Linked DNA regions of Mus musculus: all the other regions are linked to region 4. A link is a loop called in an ENCODE intact Hi-C map of the cell type or tissue named here. Cell type or tissue: heart. All regions are shown on one strand. Region 1 has its middle 3.9 kb from the start of Gm24579. Region 2 has its middle 11 kb from the start of Gm30310. Region 3 overlaps Gm5767 (predicted gene 5767). Region 4 has its middle 2.9 kb from the start of Gm25805.

Region 1 (5,000 bases), 360 kb after region 4:
TTGTGAGAAGATGCTGGGTGGATCAGAGAGGTGGGATAACGTGTGCAAAGGTGCACAGAGACACGGGCATGCTTGGCTCTTCAAGAGTCACCCTGTCACGGTGGTGGCACACGCCTTTAATCCCAGCACTTGGGAGGCAGAGGCAGGCGGATTTCTGAGTTCGAGGCCAGCCTGGTCTACAGAGTGAGTTCCAGGACAGCCAGGGCTACACAGAGAAACCCTGTCTCGAAAAACCAAAAAAAAAAAAAAAAAAAAAAAAAAGAAAAGAAAAGAAAAGAAAAGAAGAGTCACCCTGTCTGCCAGCACAGCGTCCCAGGGTCCTGTGGGGTCCTTCTACCTCAGATGCTACCTTAAGCTTCACACAACCTGGACCCAGACAGGAGGACACAGTGGGTAGCACCAGGGAGAAGTCAGAGCTCTGGGGTCCCAGCACCAAGGAGGGAAGGTTTCCTGAGTGAGTCACTCCAGCCAGTGTGTGTGAATAGAGGGGGTCGGTGAGAGTAGAGTGCAGGGAGAAGTGGAGGGAGGGGTTAAAGAAGGAAGTGGAGGGGGTAGGAAAGAAGGGATGGAGGGGGGAACAGAGAGTGGAGGAGGAGGGGAGTGGAGGTGAAGAAGGGCATGTGGGAGGGTTGGGGTGGAGGTGGAGGAGAGGGAAGTGAGAGAGGGGAGTTGGGGTGGAGGAGGGAAGTGGAGGATTTGGGAAGAGTACTGCCTAATTCTCCATAGGAAAGGTTTTCTGGTACAAGGAGTTTCTGGGCTAGGGGCTCACTTTGGAAATGTTAACAGATGTATCTCAGAGGCTAGAGACCCCCTGGACCACTCAGCTGGGCAGTGTTGGTCCTCTGTACTTCTCCAGGGGTGTCGGGAGGCCCCCAGAGGAAGAGGGGCAGGCACAACCAGTACGAACATCCCTCGAAACCACAGTTTCATCCTCAGATGCTCACCTCTGTGTCTGTGCCCAGCTTGAAGGCCAGATGTCAGCCCTCGCCCAGCCTAGTGTGGAGCTTGGCAGTACTCAGCAGGAGTCACTGGGGACTGCAGCCCAGGATGGGAGGTGGGGATCCTTGGGCTGAAGGAACTGCAGGAGCTGCCAGTGCGTCAGTGGGTTTCACGGCCATTGGTGCGTGTTATTAGATGACAACACTGTTCTCAGCATCATGACATCATACCTTCACAATGTCACCATCCTCGCAGGACATTGTCATCAAATGACACCACTATAGTCACCAATGACATCATAGCCTTTCTGTGACACCAACATCCTAAGGACTGTCTTAGTTACTTTTCTATTGCTGTGACCAAACGCTACGACCATTTTAAAGTCGGGACTCACAGGCTCAGAGAGTTAGAGTTTGTGACCATCATGGCAGGCAGGCAGGCAGGCAGGCAGGCAGGCAGGCAGGCAGGCAGGCAGGCAGGCAGGCAGACGGGCGGGCGGGCGGGCAGGCAGGCAGACATAGCACTGGGGCAGTAGCTGAGTGCTTACATCTTTACCCAATAGTAGGAGGCAGAGAGCTAACAGGAAGTGGATGGGTTTTTGAAACCTCAAAGTCCATCCCTAATGACACACCTCCTCCAACACCTCCTAATCCTTCCCAAACAGTCCCATCAGCTGAGGATCAAATATTCAAACCTGTGAGTCTACAGTGGTCATTCAAACAACCCCAATGACACTGTCATCTCCCTGACATCACTGTCACTCTCAGAATGACATCCACTTTATCAGAGCATTATAATCCTCAGCCATGACATCTTCATCCTTACATCTTTTTCAACATGACACCATGGTTACCATGCCATCATTTGATATCATCATCATCTCCATCATGACATTATCTTCACAGCTGATGCTCAGTGAGTATTTACTACACATTCCGGCACACTCCACTTTGTCAGTCAGTCAATAAACACTGAAAAGAATGAGGGTTAACGACTGTAGGATGAGCCGTGATTGCTTAGCTGACATGTTGAGGAGAGAGCCATGGGAAACATGTAGTCCTATGGGGATAGATCCATCAGTATATAGATGAGGAAACCGAGGCACAGGCAGCCTATGATGACTGTCCCAGATGCACAAAAGGGAAGGGTTGCAAGGGGAATCAAACTCAACTGGGAAAACAAATCAATGCTTTCCTGCCAGCACCTGCACCACCCACTTCTCTGTCCCTCGACCTAGGACTTGGGACATCGTCTGTTTATTCAGGAGTAGTGTAAACACAGCATCTAGGCAGGCCCCACCAGCCGACAAACTGCGTTAGAGACTGGCAGCAGTCCAGGAGCAGCAGTTTGTGGCGATGGTTATCAGAAGGACGGTCTTTGCTGCCATCTGCTGGTCACATAATAGAAATGTGCTGGAGGAACAAATAAAGGGGCTAAGGAAAGTTGTTAAAACCTCTGAGTTTTCCCAGACAAAGCAGACCTTCTAGAGACCACTTAGTCCTTATGATTGGTGTCCCAACTGGAGGTTGATAGTAGAGGCTGAAGATAATATCTTCCTGGACGTTTGAGGCAGAGAAACCTCCTGAGTGAACAGAAAGGAATAATAATAACCCAAGCAGTGTGCAGCCAAGAAGCCAACAGCATCAAAGAGGAGAGATTCATTCATTTGTTCACTGGTTATAGTCATCTAATATGGGTGTGAAGCCTGGGGACACATTGGTGGGTGGTGGGTTTGTCAACTTGACCTGGGAAGAGTGTCTTAGTGAGGGGTTGTCTGGATCAGGTTCTTGTGACTCCTTTGTTAATGGGGGAAGACCCAGCTCCAAATTGGGCTGTATTCGAGTAGAGAAATTGAGCTGAGCTCAAACCTGCATGAGTTCATTGCTTTCTGTTCTTGACTGGTTATAATGCTTCCGGTTCCCACTTTGATCTCCCGGCAGCGATGGAACTGGAAAGGCAATGGAAAGAGTCAGGTGGTGGGAAGGGCCCGTACCCTGTCACAGGAAAACAGACAATGAGCACGGTCCAGGAACACACAGTAGTCAGGCTGTGCATAAAGTCAGAACGATGAAAGGCAGCGATGAGGTTACCTACCGGGAGAGACATTTCTTCCAGCAGGTGACTGCATAAGGAGGCAGCAGACCAGGCAGGTGGCTGCAAGAGAAAAGGTCCTGCTGTGGGGACAAGGTGGCTTGTTTGAGGCAATGAAGGGGGAGTGGTCAGAGAGACGTGGTGGGGAGAGAGAAGGGGCACAGGCTATGCTCCTGGCCAGAGGAGAGGGCATTCAATGGGGGCAGGATTCTGCTGATATCCCATTCTGCTCGATTCTGTCCTATTCTCATTCCATCTGGATCTGAGAGCCTGTGGATGTTTGTGGCAGGCAGGTCCTGGGTCTGTCCTCAGCTTCTCTCCACTGCTGTCATCTAACATCTTCACAGAAAGGCACCGAACTCTCAATACTGGGGCCTCAATGGTACCCAGTGGAATAAAAGTTGTAAAACAAAATTTTCAACTTTTTATTGGTTCTTTGTGACTTCAATCGTGCACCCCACCCCCACTCATCTCCTGCTCCCCTCATGCCCACCCTACACCCTTGCAACCTCCCCACCAACAGGGAAAAACAGATCTCATGGTGGAGTTGTACTGTGTCACAGTGTGCCCCACAGTATACCCTTTTGTCCACACTTCTCTGCTTTCAATGCCATCGCAATGACTCCCTGGTCTGGTGTGAGGGCTCTGGCTTCTGCTGCTCTATCGGTACTGGATCCCCATGGACTCCTCTTGGATATCCTCTTGTTGCTCTGTGTCATGGAGATCCCGTGGTTTTGGATCTGTGGAACCTGCCCCTTCATGTACTCCAGCAGTTTGTCAAAAGGCCCCATCCACTGGGTGGACCAGTGTCTGAGCCCAAGAGGTACATGAGCTTGCCAGCGCCTTTGGTCTCCTGCTTTGGGAGCTGGTTCATCTGCAACTCCAGCAACCAGGGCCGGCTCTACCCTGCTGCCCAGGTGAGATGAAGGGCCTGCTCTCCTGAGTACTGCAGCTGCTGAGGGACAGGGACAATTCTCTCAACCTCATGATCCCAGGACCAGATCTTCTGCCTGCAATAGGTGGTGAGGGATGACGGAGGGGAGGGAGCATCTCTCTCTCATCAGCACCACCTCCCAGAAGGCAAGAAACAGAGAGGGCTCTCCTGCACTCACACCCTCAGGGCCAGCTCACCTGCAAACCCTGCATCCAGGGCACGCTCTATTGTGATGCCTAGGCAAGGTTCAGGGCCCACTCTCATGAGTACAAGGGGCAGGGCCAGCTCTCCTGCCTGCCACAGGTGGTAAGGGGCAAGGAGAGGGGAGGATGTCTGTTCCCTCACTCATGATGCTACATGGCAGACAAATTGCAGGGCCAGCTCTCCCGTGCTCACACCCTCAGGGCTGGTTCACCTGTGTGCCCACCATCAGGTTCAGCTGGACTGGGCTGCCCAGTGAGGTGCAGGGCCTGCTGTCCTGAGTGCTGTAGCAGGTGAGGTGGCAGGGACAGCTCTCCTGCTCTCATGACCCCATCATGGTCAGGTCTCCCATGTTTATACTCCTGAGGCTGGCTTACCTGTGGCTCCTGCAATGTGCAGTCGCTCACCTTAAGTACTGAGGGCGCGGTCAGCTCTCCTGTTCCCAGGGCTAGCTCTCCCACAATGTCCAGGTGAGGGGTGGGGACAGTTCTGCAAAGCCCTCAGACATTAATAAGCTCTCTGGTGGCAGACCAGACCAGACCAGAGGTGTCTGCCTGGCCTTTGGTGGTAACAGACCCCTGCTGCTGTAAGGCCATGGACCCAGATGTGGCCTCCAGTGGCAGCACAGGCCAGGATGCCACCATGGTCTTAGGTGGCATCTCTGGCTATTAACTTCACGCTGTCCCTCTCTACCCTCCAGGCTCCTGTTCTGCCTCTCCTCATTGTACATACATCCTTCTGTTTACCTTTCTCTGTGGTCCCTGGTTGAGCTAAGGCTAGAAGCCTGGGAGACCCTGAGGGGACCGTGGGAGCTTTGCCCGCTCTCAAGCACTAG
Region 2 (5,000 bases), 100 kb before region 4:
TCAGAATCTGAACTCAAGGAAACAGGACAGACAGGACGGCCCACCTACAAGACCAGCACTCAGAAGGGCACTGGGGTCTCCAGGGCCAGCTGACTAGCCAGAGCAGCCCTATTGGCAAGCAAAGCCTGCCTCAACAAATAATTTGAAGAACAACTGAGGAAGACGGCTAAGGTCAACCCCAGGCCTCTCTCTCCACATGCACACACAAGTATCTGCCTCCCCCCACAAAGCCATACACAAATCGCTACAAAAGGAGCCCAAAAATCCAGCAGGAAAAGAAAGAAAAGAAACATTGTGACACTTGCTTTACATCCTGTACAGCTGTGGGTTGTGCTATGCCTGCTCAAAGACAAAGCATCGGGAAACATCACATTTAGAATTTTACTCTTAGACTCGAGAGTCTGCTACTTTTCTCAAGTAGAAATAGTTAAATTCTTCCCATCCCTGTGACAAGAAAGTCTGCAGAGTAAAGGAAAGGTGCCTCCCCACTCCACCCCACCACCACGCCCCCGCCCCGCCCCACCCTGTGTATCTCTTGGGGAGTGACATGAGGCCAGCTCAGAGCATTTGAGTCTCCCTCCCTGACTCACCATGGCCATGGCTGTAGCACTGCTGCCCTCTGCAGACACCCAGACACAGGAACCCAGAGGTAATTGGAGTAGTTCAGCCTACCATTATAGAAGCCAGTGAGCGTGAGTGATCTTTAACTGTCATCCAAAGAGCCAGCAATCTGAGAAGACAGTAGGTTAACATCCTAAAAGATCAGTCTTCCATCTTATCTCCAGCTGGCAGGTGACAGGGGCAGAAAGGAGACAAAGGCAATCACTGCAGAGCTCTGCCCTACCTCTGTGATTAGGGGTCAGACACATTGCTGAGCCTATCCTCATGACCTGTGTTGCTTCCGTTGTTGCCCCGAGAGTCTTCCCTCTTTCTGTGGGTTTTTAGGCTCAGGCATTTCTGGAAACACTGAGTCTAGTTGCTTCTGGCTGGTACCATCTTTATACTCCCCCAGGGGTATCTGGGCTGGGAGTGGTTAACTCAGAACAACCCAGCTATGGACAGAGGAAGGTCTCTAAGCTGTTGATAACTTGTGTGCGCAGATGCGGATCCCTTTTCGTAATATGGAATACAAGAGTGTCTCTATAACAGAGACTGTGAAAGTGCCCCTATCACAACCACAGCCACATCTGCACCAGGCCATGGGGATAAGTCTCTCTTCTACACTCTGCCCGGTATAACAAGGACAAGAGTGCACCAGGTGGATAGAGGAGGAGACACAAGTGGTGATCAGGCCTGATCCTGGAGATCAGAGAAGCACTTGGGATGGAAGGCTACCTGCTCTGGACGCTCTTAAGTACTGTCTCCCACAGTCCCTGCCCAGGCAGACCCTAGCATTCCCTGCATTCATCAGTACCAGCCGGTTCCTCTCATGCAGAGTACTGTGTGGGGTGTGGAGGATGGAATAAGAAAAGAAGAGGGATTCCCCCCCCCCAAAAAAAAGAAGAATGGCTGCACCTTATGGTGGCTGCCGTACTAATGCACTGTGGGCGTAAAAAGTGTCTACAGGGAGTGTCACACTTAGTCCGCTCCTATTTGTTACACTTTATTGTGATAAAACACCTGACAAGATAACACAAAGAAGGAAGGGGAGAGAGGGCTTATTTTGGTTTACAGTTTTGTCATCGAGAGGAAGTCATGGCAGCAGGAGGTGGTGCATCTGGTCACATGTCCACAGTCAGGACACAGAGAGATGATGCGGGTGCTCAGCTCACATTCTCCTTTTTAGTTGATCTGGGACTAGAACTGATGGAATGGCACCACTCATATTTAGGGTGGTTCTTCCCACCTCAATTTACCTAATCTAGGTAACCCCTCACATGCATATCCAGAAATCTGCTTATATGGTGATTCTGAGATACATCAAGTTGACAGTCAAGGTGTAGTGGCTGTTCCTGGTTGTCAACTATATTTGGAATGAACTACAATCCAGAATTGGAAGGCTCACCAGTGACCCTCATCTGGAGGCTGGGAGATAGAAGTTTCTGATCTGGATCTTGGTATGGAGATCTTGAGGCGTAGTGGCTATGGATTCCAGAAGACAGGGAGATCTCCGAGTTCAAGGTCATCTGGGATTAAAGGTGTGGTAGCACACACCTTTAATCTGGCCTACACCTTCTACTGGAGACCATATACTGACATTGGAAGAAGGGAGTCTTGCTCCTGCTCTTTCGCCTGCTTGCTGTGTGGGACCGAGCAACTGCTAGATCCTTCCATTCACAGCTGCTGCTGAACCATTGTTGCGAATTGGACTGCAAGTTGTAAGTCACCAATAAAGTCCTTTACTATATTGAGACTATCCATAAGTTCTGGGACTCTAGAGAACCCTGACTAATACACAAGGTAAACCATCAAGGTGAATTAGCTTAGGATTCTCTAAGTTAACCCTAGATTTAAGTAACTTCGCTCACTAATTTTTTTAGGCAGTCTCAAGGAGACCGGGCTAGCCTCAAATTCTATACATAGCCAAGGATTGCCTGGATTTCCTGATCTTCCTGCCTCCACTTCTCAAGGGCAGCTATAAAAGGCTCCAAACTTCAATTCAGTCCTACGTCGGTTGTACCCCTCTGCAGACCCAAGCCCCCTACAAGACTTTGTTCCACCAACCTCTGCCTTCACTAACCCATAAACTCTACAGAGGTCGAAGCAACACCCTGCCCTAAAATCTTCAGACACTGTACCACAAAGGGTCTTTCTAGTGCTAACCTACTCAGAGGCTTCTAGGAAACAGGTGATCCTCCAAGAGGTCATGCCTGTAACAGCAGGGATCCCCTGAGGCTGGAGACCAGTGATCTGGTGAAGTACAAGGATCAGAGGCTCTGAGGCCCAGTGGCCTCTAGATGGCAGTGTCCAGCCAGAAACAGGAGCAATCTGATAAACAGGGAACCCAGAAAAGGGGGTGGGCGGACACAAAAGAACCTGGGGCTGTTCAGAGACCCAAAGGCACTATCAGGGAACCAGTCAGCACCTACTAATGAGCCCCATGAAGAGAGGAAGAGGGTTTGAATCATCAGTAAGATACTATGGAGCATTTATTGAAACCCTGCTCACTGTCACTACTTGGAACACTTCCATGCCTCATGGGATGTTCTTCCATAGCATAAATGAACTGATGTGTTTAATTAGACCTTTGTTGAACGTATTTGGGCTCTTTCTTTCCACTTCTACATCAGGTGATACACACCTGATACCACTGCATAAAGACCAGCTTCCATCATTATTTCTTTGGAATGTCAGGGCAGAAATTAGATGACAGGATCAAAGGCTAAGGTCCACTTGTTTTCGTTTGGGTTTGTTGAGACAGGGTACCACTAGGGAAGCAAGAGCCACCCTCAGGCTGGCATGAACCACACCACCAGGCATATTTGTTGACTGCTCGATTGAAAACAGTCTCACGATACAGGGAGCTTCTCTGGCCTCGAATTCACAGCAACCTGTCACACCTCTCATTTCCAGGGGCTCTGCTTTTAAATTTCTAGTTCCCAACAAGATAGAGCAGAAACAGAAGTTGTCTGCTTATATTTCTAGTTCTAAACCCCATTCACACCCTGGCTTCACTGTGCAACACCACTTTTTCACTGATGGACAAGAATCAGTGTCTGTGGACCAGGAAAGTAGATTTCTCATTCTTTCATTGTGTGTGCATGTGTGCACACGTGTGCACAGGAGTTGGGGGGAGGGTGGTGCTGCCGTACCCATTGGGCTTTCACATGAGTTCTGAGGCCCATGGTTTGCTCACTAGACCATTTCTGTAGCCCCAAACTGGTCCTTGTCATAACTCCATTTCCCTGAGCTCATATTATGAATGGAACTTTACATTCATGCCATGTTTTAGAAAAATATTGTCTATTTCCTCTGTGTTTATAAATATGTACATACTGGGGCTGGAGAGGTGGCTCAGCAGTTAAGAGTACCAGATGTTCTTTCAGAGGACCCAAGTTCAATTCCCAGCACCCACATGGCAGCTCACAACCGTCTGTAGCTCCAGTTCCAGGGATCTGATGCTCTTTCCTCTCCTCGCCAAACATCAGGCACACACAGTACACAGACATAAGCACACTTACACACAGAAAGCAACACACACCAACCTTGAACTCCTCTACTTCCTAGGTAGGGATCACATGTATTTGACACTGCGGCAGGTTCTATGCAATGTTCCATACTGCTACCAAATGAGCAATATTCCCAGCCCTGTGAGTACTATTCTGAGTCCTGAGGTTGTTAAATTTATGTAAGCCTAAATATAACTTAAAATAGAAACCATAATTACAACTTACAGTCAAGAAAGCTGAGGCAGGAAGTTAACTAGGTTGGTTCAAGGTCACACAACTCATTAAATGCTGGAGTCAGGATTCAAATCCTGCAGTTTATCTCCAGAGACGGAATCTGAACATTGAGTCATGCACGTTTCATACTTCTGATCTGCATAATGTTGTTTTAACATTCTACATGAGGCTTCTATCTTGATGTGTATGAGTGTGCCCATTCATGAGTGGAGGGTAGGGATCAGAGAGCAGCTCTGATGTCAGCCCTCACCTTCTAACTTGTTTGAAATAGGGACTTTTTTTTTCTCTCTTGCATATATCCAGACTGCCTCAAGCTTCCAGGTCCTCTCAGTATTGACATGGAAACTTCTAGTTCTTTGGGAAGTTATGTCAAATGTTTTGCTGGGGCATCCTGCTAAAGCAAACACATGAAAGACTGTTTTCCTGAAGCAGCCACAGGTAAAAGGATGTTTGGATATAGCAACACATGAAAGGACCTGTGATGAGGGAGTATAAACGCCACAGACAGTGGGAGATGAGCACTGGGCTTTTGTTTGGTTTGCTCTGCCTCGCTATTCTTTGCTAAAGATTCACATGTATTGGCCTGCCTTACGCCTTACATGGTGTGCAGCCATTGAGAGAAACTGCTCATAAGGTTCCTGTGGTGGCTTGCTGCCT
Region 3 (5,000 bases), 83 kb after region 4:
TAAGTATTACTAAAATGTGAGAAACGGTTGTCTTCCAGCCTGCTCACTGAATCCCCTGAGGATGCCGTCGGGTCCCTTTGCTCTGTGACGTGGGTGTTGATGTAGGGGGAGTGTGACTTCAGTGAGGGCTTGCAGCCTTGGTGGCTATGTGATTCTGCTCAGGGCATGAAGCTGGAATGGTTGTGCATACCAAAGTGGAAACAGGGTGATGAGTTCAAAGCCATTCCTGGCTACGCATCAGGGTCTGGGATGCCTGAGACCCAAGCTTGAAAACCATGGGTCATTGGCCTCTGTGGTTTTCTTCAACACTAAAACTCCCTGTGGCTCCTCTGAGGCCATTCCCCCTTTAGCAGAGCCTTGATTGAGCCAACTGTCCCTGTGACCAAGCACATCTGGCAAGGAGGAATACCATATTGCTTTCCAGCTGTTTGTTAGGGTAAATGTGCAGTTACATTGATGAAGCCTGGCAGGGTGGTGATCCCAGCCACCGATGAGACTAGTCTGGGCTACATAGTACAAACCCTCTCTCAGAGTAAAACCCAAGTCTGGTTGTGCCACATGGGGAATAGGTACAGCCCTTCCTGGAATGGATGTCTGTGGAAGCTGATGAGGGACAGAGGTCAGGTGCTTTTGTAGGAATTGGGGCTGTCTTCATGTGTGGGGCCCTCAGCATGTTGTCCCTGTCCCAACCCTGTGCTATCAGACAGTAGCTGCCCCCATGGCAGAGTGCCTTGTGTCCACTCTCTACTTCAACTTCTGGCTGCCTGTGGCCAAGCACCAGGAATGGGGCTCAGTTCCTAAGGGAAGGGACAGTCACTTTAATCTGTTGCACATAGTCAGAGCCAAAGTCCAATGTCCTCATTGGCACTCAGTTTGATCCTAGGGACTGCTGAGATGCAGTTCTTACAACCTGCTGGCTTGAAGGAGCTCCAGGGGACTTCATTTCCCAGGTAGGCAAAAAGCTCCATCAGGACCAAATCTCCTTGTGTCCTTCAGTTTTACTGTTGGTGGACATGGGTGGTTGTGAATGAGACCTGCAAGCTGGGACCCTCTGCTTTGAGATCATTCTGAGGGCAAAACTTGGGTATGATAGTCTCTGTCCCTCCCTGCCAGGGGTCACTGGCCCATGTTAGGTTATGTGCCTGGTCTGGCTGAATGGCAGGGCTAGATGGCAGGTCCCAGCTTGTACCTTCAACATGTTTGGAAACCAGACTCCAAAAGGCCTCACGGTCTCTGAGGTGAGCTCACATGTCCTTTCCTGCCAACCAGGATACTGGGCTCTTGGATGTTCTAGCTCAGTTTTCCAGGCTTGGGCTTGCAGTAGGAGGAGGTGAGGGGGTTGGGAAGGCACCTTTAGGTTCGTCGAGGCTGAGGGGTAGTGTTAGCCTTCCAGCTAAGTGGCGTGCACAGTGCTAAGGGCGCATTAAAGCTGTCCGACTTCTCTCCCTGGCCCTAGCTCACTGTCCCCAGACCAGCTGCAGGGCAGATTTCCAAGGTGGACCTGCTGGGCAGGGCTGGCAGCAGTAGGCTGGGAGTGGGCACAGAGGCCTGCCATGGTGGCTGCTGATAGCACAGCCATGGCACGCCACACCCACCTGTCCACTCCAGTGATAAGGCTGTCACAGAGGGTGGGGTGACCGTAATCAGCACCGTCCTTTTAAGCTCACACGGATGCCGAGTAAAGCAGGACCTTCAGGCAGCTGCAGCACTGTGGGTTTCTTCCACTTTCTATGATATGGGCAAGCCTGGGGTCTGTGGGGAGGGGGGGCTCACGGCCTAGGCACTGTGGAGTTGAAAACTGAGACACTCTTGTCCAGGAATACAAGTCAAAGCCCAACATGTTGCATGGGGGACAGAGAGGGACCTGAACAGGGAAGGGAGCTTTCAGGTGAGCTTGGAAGGGTCATCCAAGGCTTGCTTTCTGTCTGAGGCCCACGCTGACTTGGCATGATAGTGTGATCTTGTATCAGGTCTATTTCTATGCTACTAAGGTTCGAAGTTCTGAAGTCCAGTTTCCCAGTATTCCCTCCATTGCAGGTGGTAGACAGGCTTGGGGGTGAGGGAACCCCTCAGGTCTGGAGAGCTGCCTGCTTTGGGCAGTGTGCCTCGCCCGACTTTCAGGCTTCTAGCAATCTCAGCCTGGAATGCTTGCTAGCCCACCCACAATGCAACTACCCACTCATCTACAGCTTTTATATCAAACTAATACAGGGAGGCAGACTTGAGTTTCTGGCTGCCCATGCATTCAGTCACCAGACCGCCTAGGCCTGGATTTCTACCTCTGTCAACTGGTGCAATGCTACCTCCCTGTGGTGAGTATGGGTATTACAGGGAACCCAGCACAGATCAGTGGCCCATGTACCTCATGTGCCTGTCATTTCCCATGTCCCCCTTTCTCTTATTCAGATAATTTACTCGTTTCTTCACCCTTTCTACTCATATAGTGATAGCTACACCAATATAGTTGGTTTTTTCAAAATTAAATGGAGCTCCAGTGTGGTAGTTCACACTTGTCAAAACAGCGGTCAAGAGGCTGAGTCAGGAGAGGATGGTGAGTGCCAGGCCTGCCTGAGATACATAGTAAGCTCAAGGCCAGCCTGGGCAATTTAGTGAAGTCCCTGCTACAAAATGAAAAGGAGGGTTTGGGATGTAGAGTGCTTGCCTGTCATACGAAGCCCCTGCTTCAATTCTCAGCATTGCAAAGACAAAAATCCAATCGTTCTGAAACTGGATTTCCCTGTCCCTCCTTCCTGATCTTGCCCCTAATGCTCATCCTACCCAGAAGTCTCACCCACGGGCCAGTTTGAGGTCTTTTAACAACCACTTCCTTCCTGTTGGCTTCTTTGCACCGTGACCTTGGGAAGGAGTCCACCCCAGGAGAGGACTCAGCAGGACCCCTTCCTCCCTCCCCAACTTCTCTTGTAGCCTCTCCCTAAACTTCTGTTAGATCTTAGGGGTGTCAGGCTCATGAGTCTTCCTGGAAAAAGCACTGAAGGGATGGGCTATTCTGGGGTGCATAGAGAGGGTGCTGCCTGGGTGGGGTCCGGAGGGAGGTAGCAAGCACTGCACATGGCTCCAGGTCAGCTCATTGAAAGAGTATGATCTGTGAGTTCCAGGGCAGCAACTGTTGCTGTGATAAACTACTCTGGTAAGAAGAATGGAAGGGAGAAAGGGTCATTTTAGCTCCCAGGCATCAGCTTGAAAGTCACCTGATACCCACAATCAGGAAGCAGAGATGGATAACTGCGTGCTGCAGCCCAGCTCTCTTTTTTTTTTCACTTAACCAGTCCGGGATCCCAGCCAGGGAATGGTGCTGTGCACAGCGGGCAGGTCCTCCTGCCTCCATAAATATGATCACACCTCCTCCACCACGCCAGGCAAGGCACCTTGCCTAGACAGGTCTGGATCTGGACAACAGCAGCAACAGATTTTTCTTTCTTTTTTTTTTTTAAAGGGCCAGGCATTTACTATGTAACTAAGGCTGGCAATCCCCACCTCAGGCTCCCAAAGAAGTATTGAATTCTTGTCCATATTAACTGCATCATTAACTGTCTGTTAGCCACAGGTGAGGCTGGTGAGGGCGCAGCAGAGTGTGGGGCAGGTGGAGGGGAAGAGACTGGGCGAATAGAAAGGCAGGCTGCACTGGAGACCCTCCCCATACACCCACTCCTGCAGGAGAGGGCTCTCGAGACCCGGTGAGGTCCCCCCATTTGTCTGTGTGTCTGCACATACGTGGGTGCACCTGTGTAGGTGTGCATGTACATAAGTGCACAGTCATGTGGAGGCCCAAGGTTGATGTACAGGATCATCTTACTCATGTAGGCAAGGTCCCTCAAACCCAGAGCTTGCTCACATGGCTAGTCTCACTAGCCAAAGCTTGCTCTGGGAGCCTCTTTCTGGGACTTGGAAGGCTGGGATTACATGTGTGCTGCCCGCCCAGCCAGCACTTGTGTGTGTTCTGGGGATCTAGGCTCTGGTCCTCACTTTTGTGAGGCAACTCCTCTTAATTACAGGGCCATCTTTCCATGCCAACGCAAGGGCTTTGTCGGCTGCCCGGGGCATCCAGGGGAAAAGGCCGAGGGGCTGCTGGAGAGGACAGAAGCCTAGGGAGGTGGCCAAAGGAAGCTCAAGCAAGCCTGGGGACAAAGCAGGCTGAGGAAAGCTGCTAGTGGGTGGCCAGAGGACATCTGCAGCCCTCGGGGCTAAGGATCCCAGACTGCAGAGACCCACGGTGAGGAAAGGACCACGCTCTCTTGGCACTGCGGTTAGGGCACTGGTCCCTGAGGGAGCGGGTGTGAACCTGGATGTGGGTTGGGGGATTATACAGATGAGGTGTGGCTAACAGGTTTTCCCAAAGGAGCAGAAGCTGGAGCTGATAGGAAGAGGCTAGGAAAGAGGTGGCTTGGCTGGTGGAGCTGTGGCATCTATAATCAGTTAGAGGAGTCTTGTGCTCCAGCCCTCCTGAGGAAGATACCAACTAGCACATGTTGTGACCCAAGCTTACGTAGGTACCATCTATGGTACATGGACAGAACAGAGGAGAGTGGAGGGTGTTTACCATACTCTTGATGAATGGGTATATGGGGGGCGGGCACACATACACATGCATGCATACGTGCATACATATACACACATACATGAACACACATACATGGACATATAAACGCATATATGCACATGCACTCATACACACATATACACCCTGATGTTGCTTTATTGCTGTTTATAGTCATAATCCCAGGCGATGGAAGTAGTAGATCTGGTGATGGCACATGGGGCAGGAGTGGGTCACATCCATGGTGCTCCGTATGCAGAAGGGGATGAGACAGCAGCCCAGGAAGCACCTGCAGCCTCAGAAGCAGTGTGTGTTCACCTGAGTAGGTCCCTGTGCTGACCTGCACCCTCGTCACACTTCTGCGTGGGTCTCAGTTCTTTGGGGGCAGTTCTCCAGAGCTGGGCTGAGAGCTATACTGAGCCCTCTGTTTCTTGGCAGTAGCAGT
Region 4 (5,000 bases):
GGCAAAATACCTAAATAACTTCATGGTGGTGGCGCCCGCCTTTACTCCAGCACTCGGGAGGGAGAGGCAGGCAGATTTCTGAGTTCGAGGCCAGCCTGGTCTACAAAGTGAGTTCCAGGACAGCCAGGGCTATACAGAGAAACCCTGTCTCAAAAAAACCAAAAACAAACAAAAAACCAAACAAACAAAAACACAAAATTAACTCCTTGGACAGAGAGTATGAAATGGGATGGGGTCTTTGTCCCTTGGAGGCAGTCAGTACTGGTTCCCATCCAAAAAAAGTACAGTCCCATCTGCCCTTGGTGGCTGCATTTTGAGCCCCAGAGCAGTCAGAGATGTGAGTAGAAGCATATTTAACAAGCACCTCTGTGAGCTTAGTTCTCGCCAGACCAAAAAGGATCCTGGCTTTGGCTTCTGATACATTTCCCAGGAGCCCCCTCTGCTGGACTGTCGTCACTTTCCAGCTCACAGCAGAGACGCAAAGATGTTATAAAGGGATGTGGCTGGAGTCAACAAAGGCATCCTACCTTCAAGCAGGTGCAGCATGCCCCCAATGAACACAATTGTGGGGCAGGGAGTGCGGGGTGGGGGGGAGAGGGAGTGGGAGAAAACCCCTGTCCCATCAGAGTTCTGATGCTCTGGGCGGGCGGACTCGGAAGGACTGTCTTTCCCCGCGCTTTCCCCACAGCCCCGCGTGGGTGTCTGGGTGTGAAGCCACTGGCCCCAGCTCGGCGGGTGGTGGACAAGGGGTAGTCCTAGGCACCAGGTTCTCAGCCATCGGACCTGGTGCTGAAGGAAGGAGAGGGCCGGGGGAGAGGGAGGCGCTGGGTGGTTCCCACGTGGGTAAGAGACCTTGGTCTGGTCAGTGGCTGGAGCGCAGGAAGGCCTTCTAACGGGAGGTTAGATGCGGCTGGTTATGGGAAAGCCTATCCCATTGTTGAAGCATAGTGGGCCTTGATGAGCAGAGACAGTCTCCGAGCTTTGTTGTAGGAAGGTAGGGAGAAAGAAGGTAGAAAGAGGGAGGCTGTCCATGGCCGCGTGGAGGGGGGTGGGGGGGAGGGAGAGAGAGGAGGGCTAGAGATGAGAGTAAGGATGGTGAGAGCTTAAAGAGTGAGGAGGGGCCAAGCAGCTCCTTTTATAGTGGGCTAGGCTATCTTGCTGTTGCCAGGTAACTGGGGGTGGAGTCTAGCCAGAATGCCAGGAGCTTGGGACTTTGCCTGACTTATAGACACAGAATCATGGAGTTGGGGACTCTGTGGTGTCAGGCACCTGACTCTGGGAACGTGGCTCGCTTTTCCGTCTCTTGTAGAGTTTTCTACTGGGTTGCCGGAGCAAGCCTCATTCAACCAAAATAGACTGCCTATCGTGGCCTCCCCCTCCCCTCCCCTCCCCTCCCCTCTCTCTCTCTCTCTCTCTCTCTCTCTCTCTCTCTTCTCTCTGTTATTTGAGACTAGAGAGATGGCTCAGTAGGAACGCCTGCTTCTTTCCCAGAGGACCTGGATTTGGTTTCCAGCACCCACAGCAGGTGGCTTGCATCCCCAATTCTAAAGAATTAGAATTAGAGTCTTCTTTGGGACTTTCACACATGTGCTGTACATAAACTCATGTAGACACATACTTATGTAAAAATGAACACATAAATGCCTAAGAAAGATGGGTTTACTTTCTTCTCTGTGACTGCCTGTTTGCCTGTACACGTGCTTTTTCGGTTTTTGTTTGTTTGTTTTTGGTTTTTCGAGACAGGGTTTCTCTGTATAGCCCTGGCTGTCTTGGAACTCACTTTGAAGACCAGAGCATGTTGGATCCCTTGGAACTGGAGTTGTAGAGGGCTCTGAGCCAGAACTGAACTGTAGCAAATGCTCTTAACCCATCTCTTCAGAACCCCGTTTTTCTTTTACTCTTCCCTACCCTGCTCCCCAGACAGGGTCTCAGTATGTAGCTCTGACTATCCTTGAACTCACCGTAGAACTCACAGAGATCCTCCAGAGCACTAAGACTAAAGGCATGAGCCACTACACCTGGCTCCCCTTTCTTTTTTTAATTGTGTGGGGAGGGAGTGTACAGCGGTGATCCCCTTGCTTCAGTTTCTCAGGTAGCTGAGACTAAATGTGCATCATTCTTTGGAATGAGGTGCCTGACCGGAGCTTTCCCCATTCCTCAGCTTTCTATTTTTTTTTTTTCTCCAAGATTTATTTATTATATGTAAGTACACTGTAGCTGTCCTCAGATACTCCAGAAGAGGGCATCAGATTTCATTACGGATGGTTGTGAGCCACCATGTGGTTGCTGGGATTTGAACTCGGGACCTTCGGAAGAGCAGTCGGCACTCTTAACCACTGAGCCATCTCGCTAGCCCTCAGCTTTCTATTTTTACCCGGTAATGTCCAAGTGTAAGAGACCATCATACCTCATCTCCCTGAGCTAGTCCTTCCTCCAAGTGACCACTAGAGGGCACAGGGACTGTGAGCTGAGGCTGAGCTTCGGGCCAACCCCGGGGGCAGGTGCCAGACAGAGTACTGAGCTTTCAGAAATAGAGCAGAGAAGGCCCTGCCTTATTGAACCCTAGGGAAACCAGGTCTGCAGGTAATTTTCCCTACGTCCCAGCGCTTCATGACCTTTAAGACAGGCAGTTGTCTGGGTGCATGCACACGTGGAAGTTCAGGGGGACCAGAAAAGCACCCAGGGTTCTGCAGTCCCTAGCCTTGACCCCAAAAGGCAGCTTGAAACCTCAGGGTCCTTTTCCAGACAGCCTGGCTGTATCTGAAAGCCCACAGGTAGGTACATTACAGGCTAGAATAACATTGTAATGTATCAGGCCGAGCTTCCTGAACAAGTTGGGTTTCCATTTACTGTAAACAATCCTGCTTGTCCAGTGAGCCACAGGCTGAAAGGAGGAAGAGGAACAGGCGTGCTGTGAGTGCTCAGCAACTGGATGAGGCTCAGTGGCAGCCTGGCTGTAGCTGGAACAGACAGGGCCTCCCAGAGAAGCCTGTGGGGAGCCTGTTTAGAGGTTGCCCCGTAAATACCAAGGGACTACAGACCTGGGCTAGGATCCAGCTCCATCTACCTGCACTCTAGTCACTCCGCTCCCAGGCTTCAACATATTTCATCTTGGACATGGGCATGCAGCTCAATGGGTAGGGCACTTGCATAGCACACAGGAAACCCTGGGCTCTCTCCTCAACACCACAGGAACTGTACATTGGGGTACATACCTGTAATCCCAGTACCTGGAAGGTGGAGCTCAAGGTCAACTGGATCCAATGAGACCCTGCCTCATAAGGGGTGGGGGGGGACTTGGCAGCAGAAAAAAGACAGCTCCTCCTGCCCTGTTGCCCTTAGCTCTACTCCCTCAGACTGCCCTCTGAACTGGTCCATTTGCACACTACAACGTGTGCTTGAGCCCACGCACACAATCAGTAGGCAGTTGTGTGGTCCCTGCCTATAATCTTTGGTCTGCAGATATAGGAGGCAGAGGCAGAAGGACCAGAAATTCAATGTCACCCTAAGGAACACAGTGAGTGTGAGGCCAGCCTAGGCTACAAGAGACCCTGCCTGACGCAAAGGAACAAATATGTGAAGAAACAAATGGAAGACGAGTCTGTGATGGGCTGGCAAGTGGGCTCCACAGCAAAGACCCCTGCCCTCATGCATGACAGCATGTGTCCAGTCCCCAGGGCCCACGGTGCAGGGAGAGAGCTGGCTCCCACAAATTGCCCTCAGACTCCACAGTTGTATAAATAAGTAAATAAAATATAAGTTTAAAATATTAAAGATAAGCCTGTTTGCTTCCAGCTGGGTTTCCTGAGCTTCAGGCAGCAGCGGGATGAAGGGAGGTGAGTGTGCCCAGAATGTAATTCATTTTAAAGTCTTAGCATAAGGAAGTGGGTGGCAGTGCAGTGGAAAAGCAAACCAGAAAAAGGAAACCAAAAAATGAACGACGTAGAAAAACAATGACAGCGGCTTCTCCTTCCTCCTCTTCCTCTCTTCTTCCTCCTCTTCTTCCTTGCTATGCTCCAAGGTCCAAGGCCTAGAGTCAAATGTCTGTTTGCATTGTTTTTGGACGTAAGGCGCAGTTCCGTAGCCCAGGCTTGGAACTCTGGATCCTCCTGCCTCTCCTACTGTGTTACGGGTGGGGTGTGTGCTACCACACCCTGAGGAGTCTCAGATGCCAACAGGAGATGGCTGACTATGCAAAGTAATAGATATTCACTGAGCTCCAGTTTGCATATAGAATAGCGGCATTTACAACTATAGCCTCATTGGCTGAGTGACCTGAAACTGGTCACTTACATCTTCTGTGCCTTGGTTTCTCCTCTTGTTAATAAGGGATAACAGTAACTATGAAAGAATGAATGTTAGCAGCTATCCTGGTACTCTGGAGGCTGGGTCAGGAGGTTGCCTGGAGGCCGGCCTGGGTTTCACAGTAGTTTCAGGCCAGCCTAGTCAACTAAGCAAGATCCTGTCAAATCAAAACCTGACCCAGAGAAGCAAGAAGGAAGGGGCTGGAGAAATGGTGCAGCAGTTAACAGCACTTGCTGTTCCTCTTAAGGAAGGACCTAAGTTCAGTTCCCAGGAGCCACTCCAGGAAGCTCACGACCACGTGTAACCCCCGCCCCAGGGCTCTCAGCCCCAATTCTAAACCATGGGATTACGTTTTTTGGTTTTTTTGCTTTTTGTTTTTCGAGACAGGGTTTCTCTGTATAGCCCTGGCTGTCCTGGAACTCACTTTGTAGACCAGGCTGGCCTTGAACTCAGAAATCCTCCTGCCTCTGCCTCCCGAGTGCTGGGATTAAAGGCATGAGCCACCACTGCCTGGCGATTTTATTTTTTATTTATTTATTTTTTTAAGAAGGAAGGAAGGAGAGGAAGAGGAGGGACAAAAGAGCCAGTGAGGTAACTCAGTGGGTTAAAGCACTCACCGAGGACTGAGTGACATTAGTCCCTGGAACACACAGAAAGGTGGAGACGGACAATCAACTTTGGAAAGTTGCCCTCTG

The links. A loop is a pair of places that touch in the nucleus more often than their neighbours do. Peaks named below come from ENCODE experiments on the same cell type or tissue, not always from the same donor. Only the 100,000 strongest peaks of a DNase experiment are listed, where the experiment ranks them.
Region 1: a loop joins it to region 4, with 4 times the contacts of the local background. A loop is called at or near these places in 9 of 42 quality-filtered maps.
Region 2: a loop joins it to region 4, with 7 times the contacts of the local background. A loop is called at or near these places in 3 of 42 quality-filtered maps.
Region 3: a loop joins it to region 4, with 7 times the contacts of the local background. A loop is called at or near these places in 24 of 42 quality-filtered maps.

What each region holds. Positions count from the first base shown.
Region 1 is chr16:8,404,187-8,409,186 of GRCm38, reverse strand. No RefSeq gene overlaps it. Among named protein-coding and RNA genes, the nearest start is that of Gm24579, 3.9 kb to the right of the region's middle. In heart, a CTCF peak has its summit at 2,328 (motif pointing left); no DNase peak of the experiment used is centred here; H3K4me3 peaks cover 91 bases; H3K27me3 peaks cover 1,944 bases.
Region 2 is chr16:8,867,811-8,872,810 of GRCm38, reverse strand. No RefSeq gene overlaps it. Among named protein-coding and RNA genes, the nearest start is that of Gm30310, 11 kb to the left of the region's middle. In heart, a CTCF peak has its summit at 2,892 (motif pointing right); a DNase peak (open chromatin) is centred at 2,880.
Region 3 is chr16:8,683,602-8,688,601 of GRCm38, reverse strand. Gm5767 (predicted gene 5767) reads right to left here. Exons shown (of 4, transcript NM_001324517.1): 4 at 4,697-4,844. The coding sequence ends at 4,730. Among named protein-coding and RNA genes, the nearest start is that of Gm5767, 5.3 kb to the right of the region's middle. In heart, a CTCF peak has its summit at 2,318; DNase peaks (open chromatin) are centred at 1,651 and 2,291; H3K27ac peaks cover 1,372 bases.
Region 4 is chr16:8,766,713-8,771,712 of GRCm38, reverse strand. No RefSeq gene overlaps it. Among named protein-coding and RNA genes, the nearest start is that of Gm25805, 2.9 kb to the right of the region's middle. In heart, CTCF peaks have their summits at 454 (motif pointing left), 2,239 (motif pointing right) and 2,444 (motif pointing right); a DNase peak (open chromatin) is centred at 2,442; H3K27ac peaks cover 778 bases.